Regions from separate parts of the Homo sapiens genome. Here region 1 is linked to region 2. Evidence: read pairs that join two places in POLR2A ChIA-PET (ENCODE). Cell type or tissue: OCI-LY7. All regions are shown on one strand.

The links. ChIA-PET counts read pairs that join two places held together with the same protein. Peaks named below come from ENCODE experiments on the same cell type or tissue, not always from the same donor. Only the 100,000 strongest peaks of a DNase experiment are listed, where the experiment ranks them.
Region 1: POLR2A ChIA-PET joins it to region 2 with 5 read pairs; 2 of 35 experiments call an interaction of 5 or more read pairs at or near these places.

Annotation. Positions count from the first base shown.
Region 1 is chr15:32,062,038-32,064,537 of GRCh38, forward strand. The region is part of intron 2 of CHRNA7 (cholinergic receptor nicotinic alpha 7 subunit); the gene reads left to right. Among named protein-coding and RNA genes, the nearest start is that of CHRNA7, 33 kb to the left of the region's middle. In OCI-LY7, no CTCF peak of the experiment used is centred here; no DNase peak of the experiment used is centred here.
Region 2 is chr15:31,012,639-31,015,138 of GRCh38, forward strand. The region is part of intron 27 of TRPM1 (transient receptor potential cation channel subfamily M member 1); the gene reads right to left. Among named protein-coding and RNA genes, the nearest start is that of TRPM1-AS1, 13 kb to the right of the region's middle. In OCI-LY7, no CTCF peak of the experiment used is centred here; a DNase peak (open chromatin) is centred at 1,383; H3K4me3 peaks cover 480 bases; H3K27ac peaks cover 956 bases.

The DNA.
Region 1 (2,500 bases), 1.0 Mb after region 2:
TTCTGTGAGGATTATTGTTCTCTGCTTCCATTTACATTTCTCATAGACAACCAATTCTAACTCTTTTAGCTGTTTCTTTGAGATTTACGTGCATATCTTGAAATAAAATGCTTATATTACCACTTTTTGCTTTAGTTCTGTTGAACAATGGAGAACCTCACAATACTGAAGGTGAGGACTTAGTTCTCTGTTCACTCTCTACCTCCACTACCACGCATAATTAACACACTTCCCTTCATTTATCACATTTACCTAATGAAATTACATAATCATTTTTGTTTAAATTAATATATAATGTTTATATTAAAATCTGTAAACTCATGATTCACAGCTGAGAGCCATGCAATAGGCTATATTCCTTTTCCTTAGAGTTAATACTATTATCTTTGGCCGGTTGTTGAATTTTTCATGTAATGATCACTATTCTATCCCCAAACTCTCCAGTAGACCTGTAATTTTCTCTCCCCATGTTCAGACACGTGGATCTGTGTCTTCCATGTTGTTAGAGACATCTTTTGAAGCATTTTATCCTCCTGCTTGAATGTAAATTGATTGTTTCCTAGCTCTGTTCTGCAGCTGTCAGACTGATATTTTCTTTTATGATTGCCTTTTGTCAACAGCTTTCTGACATCAACTGAGTATTCTATGACCCAGTTCGATTCAGACACTACCTTGCACTTCTGCCTGGCCATCTACACATTTGGGGCTTCCTACAACTTCCTCACATTTGTTAATTTGCTATAACAACTCCCAGAACTTGGTGCTAAATAGTCATTTGATGATGAGGATGCGTTCTGAGAAATGCATTATTAGGCGATTTCGTTCTTGTACAAACATCAGAGTCTACTTACACAGACCTAGGTGTTATAGCATACTACACACTTAGGCTATATGGTAGAGCCTATTGTTCCTAGGCTATAAACCTGTACAGCATGGTGCTTTACTGAATAGTGTAGGCAATTGTAATGCAATTGTAAGTATTTGTGTATCTAAACATAGAAAAGGTGTAGTAAAAATACAGAATAAAAGATAAAAGAATGATATACATATACAGGGTAGTTACCGTGAGTGCAGCTTGCAGGACTGGAAGTTGCTCTGGTGAGTCAGTGAGTGAGTAGTGAGTAAATGTGACGGCCTGGGACATTACTGTGTGCTACTGTAGACTTCGTAAACACTGTACACTTAGACTACACTAAATTAAAAAAAAAAAGTAATTGCACTGTGATGTTATGACAGCTATGACATCACTAGGCAATAGGAATTTTTTAGCCATTATAATCCTATGGGACCACTTTCAGATACGCTGTCCATAGTTCCCTGAAATGTCATTATGTGACACATAATTGTCCTTGTGATTATTGTTTTATTATAAAAATGCAAATGAGCTTCCAGGTGAAAAGTTACATAGGACAAAGTCTAGGAAGTCCTAAGCACAGGGTCTTCTGTCTCTGTGGAGACCAGCAGTGCCATCCTCTTCATACATTGATGTGTTCACCAACCAGGTAGTTTCCCCAAGCCTTGCCGTCTGGAGTTATTGATGGAGTTTCATTTTGTATGCATGATTGATTAAACTTTTGACCACATGATTGAGCTAAATTTTCAGCATCCCTCCCCTTCTTGGAGGTTAAGCCTCAAGTTCCAGTTCTCCAATCACTTGGTTGGTTTCTCTGGCAACCAGCCTCCATCCTGAAACCACTTGAGGGACCCCTTCCATGAGCCACTTCATTAGCATAACAAGGAATTTCTGATTTCTGTCACTAAGAGTTTTTGAAGCTCTATGTCAGGAACCATGGACAAAGACCAAATAGCTACTTTGTATTATTTCAATAGCTATCAACTAGAGAATTTCCCTTGCCATTCTCCATTTGTGGATCCAGATCCTCTTTCCTGGTTTATCTTCTCAGTTGATGGATGGTGTCCTTTATTACAGTTTGGGAAAGGGAGCATAGCAGGATTTTGAAGACCTTATTTTTACCCTTACACTTGATGAATAGTGTGGCTAGGAATAAGTTGAATACTTTTTCTTAGAATTTTGTTGTTTCTTTTCTTATTCCAATGTTCCAGTTCCCAATAGCTTTGTTTTGCTCTCTGAATGTTTCTTGTTGGAAGTATCTGATTTTTGTTAGTATTTTTAAAGCAATGCCGTTGCTCTGTTATAGTACTGAAGTTGTCCTCGTCTTCCTCCTTCTTCTTCTTTCTTCCTCCCCGTGCCCCTTTCCCTTCCCCTTCTTCTTTCTTTCTTCTGCTTCTGCTGCTGCTTCATTTTCTTCCTGCTCCTTGATCCTTCTACTTCTTGCTTTTGCTTTTTATGGAATTTTTCTTCTACTTCCTGTATTGTCTGCATCCTCAAAGTCCCTTATCTGTTGTTTATTTTGGTCTCTATTTGTCATATTAGAGCCTTTCTCATGATGATAGGTGATCTTTGGTAGAAGCTGTGTGTGTGTAGTGTGTGTGTATGTGTGTGTATGTGTGTGTGTGGTGTGTGCAGGCAGGGGGTTCC
Region 2 (2,500 bases):
TGTAGATTCGTATCTTTCATTAAATTTGTAAAATTTTGGCCATTATTTCTTTAAATATTGTTTCTGCCAGTTTCCCTTCTCTCTTTCTATAACTCTCATGATGCCTATGTTGTTCTGCTGGATGGTGTTCTACAGGTTTCAGACTGTTCAATTTCTCTTCATTTCCTCCCCCTGTTCCTTAGACTGGGTAATTTTTAACTGATTTATCTTCCAGTTTGCTGATTCTTTAATCTACCTGCTCAAATGTGCTATTGGGCCTCTAGAGTGAATTTTTCATTTCAGTTATTGTACTTTCCAATGTCAGAATTTCCTTCCCTTCCTTCATTTCTTTCTTTTTCTTTTTTTTTTTCTTTTTTTTTTTTGACACTGTCTTGCTCTATTGTCCAGGCTGGAATGCAGTGGCAAGATCACAGCTCACTGCAGCCTTGAATTCCTGGGCTCAAGCAATCCTCCCACCTCAGCCTCCCAAGTAGCTAGGACTACCGGCACCACCATGCTCTGCCAGTTGCCATGATATGCACCACCATGCCTGTCCAGTTTTAAAAATGATTTTATGTAGATGGTGTCTTGCTCTGTTGCCCAGGCTGGTCTTGAACTCCTGGCTTCAAGCAATCCTCCCTCCTTGGTCTCCCAAAGCTCTGGGATTACAGGCATGAGTCACTGTGCCTGACCTATTTTTTTAAAAATATATATAATTTCTACCTCTTTTTTTTTGAGACCTCGTCTACTACTTGATATAATTTCCACCTCTTTATTGATAGTCCCTTATTTGGTGAAAAATCCTTCTCATACTTTCCTTTAGTTCTTTAGAGATGATTTCCTTTAGGTCTTTAAATATATTTAAAATAGCTAAAATAGTTGAGTTAAACTCTTTGCTAAAACATCTAATATCCAGGATTCCTAAGGGATGGTTTTTAAGATTGTCCTTTTTCCTGTGTGTGGACCATAGTTTCTTATTTCTTTGCATGTTTTGTCATTTTTATTTAAAAGTGGACATGTTGAGTATTATAATGTGGCAATTCTAGAAATCAGATTCTCTCCCCTCTCAGGCTTGTTGTTATTGCTTAGTGTAGTTGTTGTTTGTTTAGTGTAGTTGTTGTTTGTTGTTTGTTTAGTGATTTTTGTAGTTGTTGTTTGCTTAGTGATTTTTCTGAAATAATATTGTAAAGTCTATATTCTTTATGTTGTGTGGCCACTGAAGTTTGTATTTTATTAGCTTAGTGGTCAGTTAATACTTAGAGATTTCCTTAAATGTGTGGAACAAAAACAACAAAATCTTCTAGTCTTTTCTGAGAAGCTGTATGTGTATATAGGGGCACATCTTCAACACTCAGGCAGTTTACATCTTTGCTTTAGCTTTCACTTCCTGCTTGCACAGAGCCTCAAGATCAAGTCAGCCAGAAATGAGCTTATAGCCTTCTCAGGTCTTCCTGAGTATACACACAGCCCTATGCATGCACATAGCTTTCTAAATTCCCAGGAATGTGTTAGAGCTTTTCAAAGCTCTTATGGACATCAGTTTTTCTCCCTAGTTTTTTGGTTAGTCTATTGTTTGCCCCAGCTGTCATCCGTCACCTCAGGGAGCAAGCACTAAACCCTTTGCCTGTAAATGTTTTTGACAACCCTTCCTCCACCCCTTCTAACTAGAAGCTTTAGTACTGGGCCTGTTCCAACTCAGGTGAAATACAGACGAACCTTTCAGCTAGGCTTTCAAGGAGCTGCCCTGTAATTACAAAACAAGTAATTATAATTCTTTGCATATGAGATTCTTTCTGCTCCTACTGGTACTAGGAATGCAGGTTGTTGTTTTCAAGGTGACTACTCAACTGGAGAGCAGAGGATAGGACAGGGCTAAGTTAAAATGTCACAAAGCTCACTTTTCTTATCAAGATCCAGCCATTTTGTTTAAATAAGAATGCCCTAGGTTGCTTAATAAGCCATTGCTTAATTTCCAGAGTGCCACAAGATATAGACTCTGACAGTTTTTGCCAACTTTGTTGTTGCTTTTATGGTGGGGCAGAATTCCAGAGTTCCTTACTCTACCTGCTTTTGTTCATGTCACCCCATTCAATGCCTTTGGTATGTGAATAAGGAGCAGACTCCTCCACCCCTGACAGACACAGTCTGCAGGTGAGCTCTGGAGTTCATAACTTTATGGCATTACTTTTCCAAGTTCCCCCTCTCACTATCTCCCTGATATCTCCAGTTCCTCAGAGTTTCCGTTTTCTATCCTCCAACCAGAAAGCTGGGGCTCAAATCAAAGCAAAGAGCAACGATTGACTTCACCCTCTTGAATTTTGATGCAGTGGGTAGGGACTTCACCAGACCACTGGATTTCCTGCACCTGACTTGAGGCAGGGGGTGGGGGTGGGGCTATGGGACAATAGAAAGGGAAAAAGGTACTCTTGGAATAAACAGATGAGATTATAAGCAGATGAGATGAGGTCAAAGAATAATTTCATTTAATATTAAAAGATATATAACCTTGGCTGGGCACGGT